Regions from separate parts of the Homo sapiens genome. Here all the other regions are linked to region 1. Evidence: read pairs that join two places in POLR2A ChIA-PET (ENCODE). Cell type or tissue: MCF 10A. All regions are shown on one strand.

The links. Peaks named below come from ENCODE experiments on the same cell type or tissue, not always from the same donor. Only the 100,000 strongest peaks of a DNase experiment are listed, where the experiment ranks them.
Region 2: POLR2A ChIA-PET joins it to region 1 with 5 read pairs; 2 of 35 experiments call an interaction of 5 or more read pairs at or near these places.
Region 3: POLR2A ChIA-PET joins it to region 1 with 8 read pairs; 2 of 35 experiments call an interaction of 5 or more read pairs at or near these places.

The regions. Positions count from the first base shown.
Region 1 is chr14:71,414,904-71,418,903 of GRCh38, forward strand. All of the region lies in intron 2 of SIPA1L1 (signal induced proliferation associated 1 like 1), which reads left to right. Among named protein-coding and RNA genes, the nearest start is that of SNORD56B, 19 kb to the left of the region's middle. In MCF 10A, no CTCF peak of the experiment used is centred here; a DNase peak (open chromatin) is centred at 1,688.
Region 2 is chr14:71,471,480-71,475,479 of GRCh38, forward strand. All of the region lies in intron 2 of SIPA1L1 (signal induced proliferation associated 1 like 1), which reads left to right. Among named protein-coding and RNA genes, the nearest start is that of SNORD56B, 75 kb to the left of the region's middle. In MCF 10A, no CTCF peak of the experiment used is centred here; no DNase peak of the experiment used is centred here.
Region 3 is chr14:71,709,437-71,713,436 of GRCh38, forward strand. It overlaps SIPA1L1 (signal induced proliferation associated 1 like 1), which reads left to right. Exons shown (of 24, transcript NM_001386936.1): 17 at 1-228. Among named protein-coding and RNA genes, the nearest start is that of RGS6, 220 kb to the right of the region's middle. In MCF 10A, no CTCF peak of the experiment used is centred here; a DNase peak (open chromatin) is centred at 2,485.

The sequences.
Region 1 (4,000 bases):
TATTGAGAAAAACAACAGCTTAATGCAGATTAAGGGAGACGTATTTTATACAGGCCAAAAATACTGTCATATGTTAAATTCTGGGGTTGTATAGGTTTCATTATACTTAACCTTGATCTCAGCCAGATGCTGAAACAAAGACCTTGGAGTTTTTCTCATTTGTTGCTTTGTCAGAAGAAAATTTCCTAAGGAGTCAGCTCTTCTGGAGTGACTGCATCCTATAACGGATGGTCAAGTTATCTGACCATCTCCCCTCCATAAACCTTTGTGCAGAGCTTAGGGGATGGGTAATTGGAGCACTGCTTTTAAAGTGGCTTGCTATTTGTGACCTTCCTTGAATTTCAGTAAGGGAAATTTGGGAATCATTATCTCTGAAAATGTTTTTAAAGTACATTAGGGCACTTTTCTGGGTTACATTTATTTGACCGTTCCCAGCATCATTCTTCTTTAATAGAGGTGGAATCTAAGATTTTTAGATATCTGTAATTTTTAGCCATTTGAAAAATCCAGGCTTATAATAGCAACACAACTGAAAAACTGTCTTTGAAAACATAACATCTTTGGAACTGCCAAGAATTGCTTAATGGTGAAGCAAGCAGCCTGCAGGAATGCTCTGTGAATGTAGCTCTGCTCTGGTACTTCGAGAGGGAAGAAAAGTCAGTACATATTATTGAGTGCCCTGTGATTTTTACCTCAATCTTGGAAGCTGTTTTTCTAGATATACTTTTTTTTTCCCTCCAGAATAGCTATATGTTATTGAAATGTGCACCTTCAGTGCAGTTCTCAAATGTCTTAATTATTTTTTTTTTTTTGAGATGGGATCTCACTCTGTCTCCCAGACTGGAGTGCAATGGCATGATCTCGGCTCACTGCAACCTCTAACTCCCAGGTTCAAGCGATTCTCCCGCCTCAGCCTCCCAAGTAGCTGGGATTACAGGCGTGTGCCTCCACACCCAGCTAATTTTTGTATTTTTAGTAGAGATGAGGTTTCGCCATGTTGGCTAGGCTTGTCTTGAGCTCTTGACCTCAGATGATCGGCCTGCCTCGGCTTCCCAAAGTGTTAGAATTACAGGCGTGAGCCACCATGCCCGGATGTATTAATGGTATTTTAATAATAACTCTTGGTTGATAAACTTAAACATGACAGTTTTGAGCAGGCACCTTAAGTTCTGTATACTACCGTGAGGCCAGGCACTTGTTTAGCTTCTGTGTCATACAGCTACCCCTTGTATTTTGTTCTTTTTTTTTTTAGTATAATAAATCTATAGTTTTATTAACACAGAAACTGATAGTGTGGTATGAGGTTTACGTTTAAACAAAGTTTTCACAGAAATCTAACACATGCCTAAAAAGATTTTACAATCTAGCTCTAGATGCAAGTCCAGACAATATCAAGAACTGATGGATCTCATGACTCAAGACAGAGCATTTTGGGTTTCAGTTACTTGTTAGGATTTCTTAAAAATGGTTTTTGTTTTTTTTTTATGGGTTTTAATACACCTTGTCTTTTGAATTGAGTTGCTTCGTTTGATAACTTGAACCTCTGGGCACTGAAATATCTTCTTTTAATAGAAGTGATATCTGGTAATGCTGGTACAGTATCTCTAATAGGTCAGGTGGGAGATTCTTCTGTTATACATCCATTCTTACTCAGGTCTCCTCAGGCAACACAGGAGGAGGCCATGACTCAACAGTTCTCCCAACCTGTTGGTGACATGACTCTTCGCCTTCTAAGTGTATACTTCCTTCCTAAGTGCTATTTCTCTACTTAAGGGATATCTAAAACAATTTCTATACTCTAAAAGAAAGAAAAATCTACACACACACACACACACACACACACACACACGCATGCACACACACACAACCTTGTATATATATAGTTTTATGTGTACCTTATTAAATCCATCATTCTTTTTTAAATTATTTTTTGAGCAGCATTATTCTAGAATATAAATACTGAATTGAATAAGCATACTTTTTTCTTTTCCTTTAAACACACTTTTAAAATACAGTTTTTAAAATTAAATAGAAACATGGTCTCACTGTGTTGCCCAGGCTGGTCTGGAACTCCTGACCTCAAGTGATCCTTCTCCGTTGGCCTCCTGAAGTGCTTGGAATAAAGGCATGAACCACCGTGCCTGGCCTGCATGTAACTTTCGACTCCTCCAGAACTTAACTACTAGTAGCCTACAGTTGACCAGAAGCCTTACCAATAACATGAACAGTTGAATAACATGCATTTTGTATGTTATATGTATTATATACTGTGTTGTTACAATAACATAAGCTAGAGAGAAGAAAATGTTATTAAGAAAATCCTATTGGGAGGCCGAGGCGGGTGGATCACGAGGTCAGGAGATCGAGACCATCCTGGCTAACACGGTGAAACCCCGTCTCTACTAAAAATACAAAAAATTAGCCGGGCGAGGTGGCGGGTGCCTGTAGTCCCAGCTACTCGGGAGGCTGAGGCAGGAGAATGGCGTGAACCCCAGGGGGCGGAGCCTGCAGTGAGCCGAGATTGCGCCACTGCACTCCAGCCTGGGCGACAGCGAGACTCCGTCTCAAAAAAAAAAAAAAAAAAAAAAAAAAAAAAAAAAGAAAATCCTAAAGAAGAGAAAATATATTTGCTATTCATTAATGGAAGTGGATCATAAAGGTCTTTATCCTCATTGTCTTTGCATTGGGTAAGCTGATGAGGAGGAGGGAAAGAAGAGATTGGTCTTGCTGTCTCCAGTGGCAGAGGTGGAGGAGGAGGAAGGGGAGGCAGGAGAGGCAGGCACACTTGGTGTAACTGTTATTGAAAAAATCCACTTTTAAGTGGACATGCACAGTTCAAACTCGTATTGTTGAAGGGTCAACAGTGCTAGACAGTTTTATTTTCTAAATGCTAACTATAATACAGTATAAAAATACTAAAAATGTATAGTAGCTAGGGGATGATTAGAGAATCTTCCTTTCATCTTTGGCTGTGACTAGTTTGAATTGAGTTTGACATGGCCTGAGGTCACTTCAGAATTATTTTGTTACACGTTTTTATTATCCAAAGCCCATTTCTTTGTTCTTAAAGAAGAAAATGATAGGAAATCCTTTAGCCTAACAAACATTTTTATCAGCCAGTAGAATGGTGATCTGACTCTTTCGTATTTACTAATGCTGTTGTACCCTTTTTCTCTTCAGTAGGAACAACTTATTCTCACTCAGCTTTTATTTTTATGTTCTCCAGAACATAAGAGAGCAGCTGCCCATGCCAAATAGTTACCTCTTTTAAACTCATTCTACTGGAGCAAATGGTAAGAGGTATTTGAATTAAGTTGTCTTTGGAGGGGTGTGCCTTATTTCTTAATACCTGATTATTTTTTTGGGCCCAGATCTGCATGGGTATGATTGTCTATAGTAGTATATTGTAATTTTATAATGGTACCATGTTGCCCACTTTCTTGACTGTCTCATATATTTAAAATTTGCTAATAGTGGATTTGAACAAAAGTCTAAAGGAAGGAATCAGAAAATAAAGAAGAGAGAACATGAACTATGTGGATGTAGTTGGAGGTCAGGGTAGGAATTGTGCAGAGCTCAGCCCCACCCCCTACTGTCCCTATTTGACTTAAAAAGTTGGGTGACATGAGCATTTTTGAAGACCTGGCTTCTGAGACAGCAGGTCACACGGCAGAACTGGAGAAGAAGCTTGGGAGAAGCTTGCATTTGCCAGTTGATCATGAATTGCTAATGTTTCTCGAAGGGCTTAGGAAACAGTGATGGGGATTTTATTTTAAAACCTGGACTTCATTTTAATGTTTGTCAATCCCTCAGCATATTTTATATATAAGAGGAAGTTGTAAATGTCTTCACTAGTATTTAAGTGCCTTTCCCCAAAACCATGTATGGAAAATTAAGGCCATATGGTGGGTAAAGTCTTAAATGTGGGGAAGTTCAGCATGCCACGTTCTGGAGCTTTTGGTGCTCCTGCGGGGAGGGCTTTATTGTATCTTTTTGGAAA
Region 2 (4,000 bases), 57 kb after region 1:
GTGTGAGTTAAGGACTTGCTGTGTGTCAGGGACTGCCTTGGGGGCTGGAGGCACATCCTCGAACAAGACAGGGTCCTTTCCCTCTAGATGCTTACATTTTAAGGACAGAAGACAGGGAAACAAACAGAGAGAGGTGACAGGAATTACTGTTAGATTGGATATGGAGTTACAAATGGGAAAGCCAAGGACAACTTACTCATTTGGCCTGAGTGGCTGTGTGGATGGTAGTAGTGGTTATTGGTCTGGTGGACAGAACAGGTTGGGAGTTGGATGATCCACATTCTGTTAAGTTTGACGTGCTTGGGAGAGATGTTATCTAGAGTTTTACATTTCAAAGTCTTCAGTCTCTGGATGGCATTTAAATCTTTGGGACTGGGTGAGGTCAGCTAATTATTGAATTTAGATAGAAAAGATAGGAGTGCTAGAGACCAGGCCTACCTGACTCCAAGCCCTGGGGCCCAACATTTGGAGGTTGGGTAGAGGAGGAAGGTAGAAGCAGTTCAGGGCCTCTTGTGTTTGTATCGTACCTTCATACACGTAAGGGTTAATAAATATCTTTTAAAATAATGCTAAGTGCCAGGTGCTGAGAGATGAGAGCACTCTTCAGGGACCACCTCCTCCTGCGAAGTGCATGGATGCCCACCACCCTCACTGCTTTGGGTCAGGCAGCCTCCGTCTAGACTCTCATGTCCTTCTGTGTCAGCTGGTTGACTTGAATATTGATCAAGAGTCAGTTTTGTTTGTAGCAAACCCTGTTTTGGTCAGTAGGACTTGTTGTAATTGCGTAATTAAAATGTTATGTTATCTGATTAAATCAGTATTATTTTTCTACAAAAATATGTTAAATACTTTGGAAAGCTTCCAAAGGCAAGCCTCAAAAAAAAAAAAAATCCAAAAAACCACAAACTCAAAGCTGCTGTTATAATATGTTACGTGTGGTCATGATGACTATAAAAGATTGGGGGGAAATAATTAAACTACTCTAAGCATTCTCAGATTGCTTCTTGAGAGCTTTGAGTTTGTGCTATACTCTAATAAAAAGGGAAATTGAAAGTTGTCATGATGCTTTTTTGGGTGGTTTGTATAAGAATGACTAGACTAACAGTCATTCAGGAGACTGATTATTCTTACAAAAGGCCTTGTCCTTACATTACAAAGTTGGTTAATGAATGTATAACATGTTCAGTTTAAATAAAATGTCTGAGATATATAGTGTTTCTCAGTTTCCAAACCAAGTTTCCTATTATCTTGGTTAAGTGAGTTTTTACTATGTGAACTTTGTAAAAAATAATCATCTAGTATGTGCCAAGAGCCCTAAAAATGGTTATCTTGCTAATATTACTTCTGGGACTTTATTCTATGAAAACTTAAAAAAAAAAAAAAAAAAGCAGGGTCTTACTTGGTCACCCAGGCTGGAGTGCAGTAGTGTGATCATAGCTCACGGAAGCCTCACACTCCTGGGCTCAAATGATCGTCCCACCTTAGCTTTCTGAGTAGCTGGGACTATAGGCGTTAGCCACAGCACCTGGCTTAATTTTCCACTTAAAATGGGTGTTATTTCTCTAATTACATGATAATTATATTATAATAATGGATAACATGAAACTTTAAAGAGAGGCTTTTTAAATTTGGTTGCTGTTGAGTGTTGGTGCTTCATAGAATGACTAAGAGAGACCATGAATGAAAACAGTACACATTACTTTCAGCTTTCATATGTAAGTGTAATAAGATATAAACAAGATTACCTTTATTTAATTAAAGGTACATATAAAAATAAAATTGCTTTTATCTGTACAATAATTATAACATAATATATAACTGTAAGTCTAGAAATAAAATTACTTTTAATCTTCATAATCATTATTCATCATTTATAATAGTTATTACTCTTTATAATAACCAAGACAGTGGAACAAAGTGGAATTTTCCTGAGTTTAGAAATAGTTTCAGAAAGGTTTGTTCCCCCATCCCTTTTTACACAGCTAGTACTGGCAGAATTTGAGCCCAGATTTTCTGATTCAAATTTATTGGTCTTTTCATTTCTAGCACTGTTCTTTGGTTTTTTCTTCTGTAAAGTTAGGTGCGAAAAGGAGGAGTAGTGGGGATCTGCCTTAAAAATCCTATATGTGGAACTACTCATGGATAGAAAATAAAAGGTTAAACTGGATGAGATGTAAGTCTGTCTTCGAAACAGGAAGATCATTCTGGGCTTTCTCTTTTATATAATGGTACTTTAAAAATGCTGAGGAAGGATTTGGGTGATGTGGTCAAAGTGATGGGAGAAAAATAACTTGAGAACAGAAATGTTCTCAGAAGGAGTCTAGAACTATGTTTTCCAAATAAGTGCATTTGCTGAAGGACAGGAAGAAAATATTAGAGCTGTCATTAAGCTGTTCTAAGAAATAAGCTAAAATGTACTAATATTTAATATTTGATTGAAACTGGGAACCTTGCTCATGTCATCTGTCAGATGACAAGTGTCCTATTTTGAATGCAGCTATCCTGGGATTATGTGGAACTTCCATAGTGCAAAGGGTCCTGCATTCCCTTGTTTGCTTTCAGCCTGTTGTGACATGCTACATTTACTCATCAGACTTACAGATTATGTTAACCAGTTTTAATTAAAGCAACAGCTGCAAAATTGACACTTGGCTTATAAAGATTCCTACAGAGAATTATGGGTTGAAGGTAACGTAGATAATGCAAATAAAAATGAGCCGTAAATAGTTGGCAGAGCTGAGACTTCTCCCAGTACAAGCTATGATCAACTATGAAGTTAGCTGGAAAGTGAATTTTGTCTAAGAAAATTTAGTTATTTTACATGGAATTGTCAGGCACTTACAAAAATCCTCCAAACTGACGGTGATTCTGCTGTTGGCCAACTGGGAGTGTGCTGAGTGCTTCAGTGGACCAGTGGATAATGCCCACTGGGAGATACAGTCCTTTGCAAGTAATTGACTTTCTTTTCTAATTCATTCTATTCTGCAGCTGTTTGAGTATCTCTTAGGTCCAGGCACCATGCCAGGGTGATAAAGAAGACAAAGCCTATAAGGAGATCACAATATAAAAAGGTCTCAATCTTGTGCCAAAATTATAGAATGGGAATTATTTAGTTGTGAGGGATTTGTGGAGTAATCTCAGTTCAGCCCTGTCATTGTTCAGGTGAGGACATCTCTGCTGTGCACCACACTGCTCATCAGTCCCTCCTATCAGTACGTAGGACCCATCAGAATCCCTCCCCTGATTGGTATCTTCGGGCTTCACATAATAGCTTCCAGTTTTTCCTCTCTTCATTTGGCTATTTATAGTTGATTCTTAATTCTGATTTTCTAACTTGCATTTTTGCCAGTAGGCATTGCTAATATATTCCAGCCTGAAAAAAAACCCTTAAATTTCAGGCTGTAAATCGTGTAAAATGAATGAGTTTTCTTAAGAACATTTTGTGTGTGTAGGTGTGTGTGCATGTGTGAAATTCTGACTGTCAATTTTCTTTTGAATGTAGAATGTCTTTGCTGGCCACTCAGACTAATAGAAATAATAGCATCTTAGGCAACAGAAGGGAAAGCACTGCTGTGAAGGTGTCACTTGACATCCCTGTTTATTGTTGACATGTAATAAAAAACAGTGTTCCTTGTGCATGTGAGCCAAGGTTTGGTCATGTGTAACCAGGTGATTATTTTTAAGTACATGTCTGACAGAACACCAAGAAGTACCAGTCTTTAAAGAATGCTATAGCATATACTTCAGGCTTGAAATATTGTAATAAAAGCAGGTTTGTTAAAAGCTTATCTGTTCCTGCATACTGTTCTCCAGCAAGCTAAACACATCAAGAAGCAGTCTCTCCCATTTAGAAATAACCAGACTTTCCTTATGTTTGTAACTGATTTTTTTTTATTAATTGGTGAGAACAATGTTGTTGGAAAGTTTAGTGTATCTTTCCCCCTCCTCCTCTTTGTGATGATGGTGGTGGGGGATTAGGTAATACCTTCAAACAGTAGGA
Region 3 (4,000 bases), 290 kb after region 1:
GTCACCTCGCTCAGGGCCAGGCAAGGAGAAAGTGGCACCCCTATGGCACAGCTCCAGTGAAGTAATCTCCATGGCAGATCGGACTTTGGAGACAGAGAGCCACGGCCTGGACCGGAAAACAGAGTCTTCCCTGAGCTTAGACATACACAGCAAGAGCCAAGCCGGCTCGACCCCTCTGACAAGGGAGAACAGCACCTTCAGTATAAACGATGCTGCTTCCCACACAAGGTAACCACCCTTCCCCGCTGTCTGATTCCCAGCCCAGACCTAAGCCCAGTTCCCTGGCCTCAGCCCACTTTACTTTGCTCAATAGTGTATAAGGAAAGGAGGTTTTTCTGCAGTGACAATTATTTTTATATGTTTAATGCCCTTTATTTGCCTTCAAAATACTTTAATCCTGCAATTTTAGTGCATTATTTTAAACTGTGAGAAAATTTTGCAGATTTATTCTTTTTAAAGTTGGATTTGATTTTTAAAATAATGTTCCTGGCTACTACAATTTGAGAGGAAATTTGTAATTTTGTAATGTTGGCTTTCGGTGAGTAATAGGGAATGTATACTGGGACAAGCTTTTGAAGACTATGTTTTTAAAATATTGACCATATTGTTAAAAGACAGAGGTCTTTTCTGAGTAACAGAGCATCGTTTGCGATGCCAAGCACGTCCTTTACGTGCCTCTCAAGCCGAGAACCTCACTTACCTGATATTTACATTGTAACTTTTTTTCAGTAATTGGCTCCTGGCAGCAATGGGTTGAGAGTGGGGGATGTCCAATAGAAACGTGTAGCTAAAATTAGACATACCTTTCAGAATAGGAAAGTACACATTCCCCTGTATCCTTGGAGATCACACCTCTAGATAAAATAAATACTATTTGTCGTTTCCTCTTGATTGGAGCCTAAAATCCCCAATGTGACAAGATCCACATAGGGAAGAAGCATTCCATCACTGTCTTTTTAGGCCTGTTGATCTCTGTGTGGTTTCTCCTTTTATCTTCGATTGTTGTCAGTCATTGATCAATGTGTGAGACCATCTAACCTTGCTGTCTTCTGGGTCTGCTATGATTATGACCGCAAGAAAAATAGTAGAGGCTGGGCGTGGTGGCTCACGCCTGTAATCCCAGCACTTTGGGAGGCCGAGGTGGGCAGATCACTTGAGGTCAGGAGTTTGAGACCAGCTTGGCCAACATGGTGAAACCCCGTCTCTACTAAAAGTACAGAAATTAGCTGGGCATGGTGGCAGGCACCTGTAATCCCAGCTACTTGGGAGGCTGAGGCAGGAGAATCGCTTGAACCCAGGAGGCAGAGGTTGCGGTGAGCCAAGATCACACAACTGCACTCCAGCCTGGGCAACAGAGTGAGATTCTGTCTCAAAAAAAAAAAAAAAAAAGAAAGAAAGAAAGAAAAAGAAAAGTAATAGAGAGGCTTAATTTAGTTTTTATTTTTCAAATGGAAATCTAGGCACATAATCTGTCAGTAAACCCCAGATAACCTTAAGGAGAGAGGACATCCTCTACTTAATTTGGATTGCTTTCACTTGACCAGCTAAGTATTTTGTTTTCTCATGGAGTCTCTATCGCTACTTATCATTGAGCTTCCCTTCATTTAAAATGTCAGGCCCCATGGAATGAAGCCTTTCACTAGTTTTGTTTCTGTTTACCACTACCACATTGCAGATCTCAAAATGATGGTGATAGGTCTGGAAACTCCATGGCTTCCAAGCAAAAGGAAATTGGGAAAGTAGTCTCAGTATTCTTGAGTACTATGTATTCCGTTCCACAATTCAGAAAGTAGATTGTTTGATTCAAATGGTATAAGAGATGTGTTTGCCAAAGTAGAACAGGAAGTGGGCATCAGATGCCATAACCATATAGACAGAATCACACAAGACAGAATGATGACACTCGCTGGCTGTTCTTGGCACATCCCCATCTCAGTAGACTGTGCATTGACTTAGAACATTTTGCATATCTGAATAGTTTCTCTCTGGTTTTTAAGTTTAGTTTGACTCCTATTTCTTTGGTTTTCAATTTGTCATTTTGAAAGGAGGATGCCTTTTTTTAAGAATGTCTTCCATCTGAAAATATTTCTCTGGTCCAATGTGATGGCAGAAGAAAGTTGGTTATAGAGATCTTGTCTCAAATGGCATCACCATGGAGTGAGATTGGAAAGAGCTGGGCCCCTGAAACCAAAGCACAGAATGTGCGGCTGTGCCATTATCTAACAAATCCCAGGGGATCAACAAAGCTCCCTGAAAAAAGCATCTGGGTTTGCATTATCTGAATGTGCTGACTGGAGCTGCCTGAAGGCCTCAAAGGATTATCTAAATTTTCTGCTTCTAACTGGAAGAATGCAGAATCATTGAAATCATCCTTTAGAAATAACTCTCCTATTGAAAGTCAAACTTACTAGAGAAGAGAAGAATGTGGCCATTCAGGGAGGGTGGCAGAGCTTCTCACCCACTCATTTGAGTCACATTCATTTCTAGACTCTGGTAAGTAGGGATGTTTTGAGACTTTGGTATGTTGATCTTGGCAGAGTGAGTTGGATAATCAGAGCTTTAGCAGCCTGCCTTTTCTGGAGGAAAGGGGACTTAGCCACCAAATGCACATTGCTATAGAAAAACTAAAATCACAGCAAATTAGAGTGTTTGTGTCCTCAGAAGACAGGAACAGCAATTAATGTAGAGATATCTTGACAGTGCTTAAAAGAGCTTGTACCTGGGACTCAGTGACAAAGTCTAAATTACAGTGATTAAGTTTCACTGCATCTTTCTGGCTGGGCTCCATTCCTACCTTCTCTGTCCTCTAGTCTCCCTCTTGATGATCATGCAGATCTTTTGTAGCTCCTCATGAGAGCTACATTAATACAGGTTGGTAATTACATAGAGTTGCTATATTTGAATGTCATTAAAAGAAGCCACACATACTGGTAACTTTCTATAACTAAAAACGTCTATTAATTGCTCTAAATTATTGCTCCCTAGAATATATGTGTATCTTTATGAAGCTTGGAAATTTAGGGAGAAAATTTATTTTATTTTATTTTTTGGTAATGGCTGTTTCACTTTCAGATCTTAAAATGAACCACTGAAAAAAAAAAGATTAGTGGTAAGCCTAGGAGAGGTGAAGATAGTAGTAATTTAAGGACATTCTTAAATTTAAGCAGCATTCATTTTCTTCTTAGCGTTCTGGCCTTGGCAGTAGGCAGTGCCAGTTTGTGTGGCAATCAAGGACCTCCTCAGTTAGTCCAAAATCCTCTAGACCTGCTGACCAATGCTGTTTCTGGTGTTGGAGCTTAATTTGAGAACACACATGAGAAAGCTAAAAACCCTACCTCATGCTTGCACATAGATATCTCTTCTGTAACTGACTGACCTGACTTGTTTTGGTGTCCACGGTTGTTAGCCAGCTATTCTCCAGGTCTCCTTCCTCTTGCTTCCCTAAGGCCCCCTCAGACACCTGTAGCCAATTACTACCCACTTATGCGATCACATATACCTTTTTACTGCCATCTAGTCAGTACAAGAGGATTTTTCACCCAATATGTTCATCCTAAGTATATTTGCATAGGCCGTGCCAACATGAGCATAATAGATTGATACTCAATACATGCCAATGAGCAAATAGGAATAACTAGCTGGGCACGGTGACATGGGCCTATAGTCCCAGCTGCTCAGGAGGCTGAGGCAGGAGGATCATTTGTACCCAGGAGTTAGAGGTCAATCTGGGCAACATAGTGAGACACTGTCTCAAAAAAATGAAAGAATGACTTTTCTTTATGTTTTTTGCCTGATGACTCAAACCAGTTCAAAAGTTACATAAATCCTCAACTCCTGGCTCTTAGAAAACCACTAACTATTTTGAAGGTTATTGTACAGATGCATCAGTATTTGCACAGAGCTGCAGTGCTTATAGGTGTAGGTATGAGAGCATACATAGAGTCTTTGTGTAGCATGAAGTCTTAGTAAACTGTCATGTCTACATAAAAGTTTGTAAACT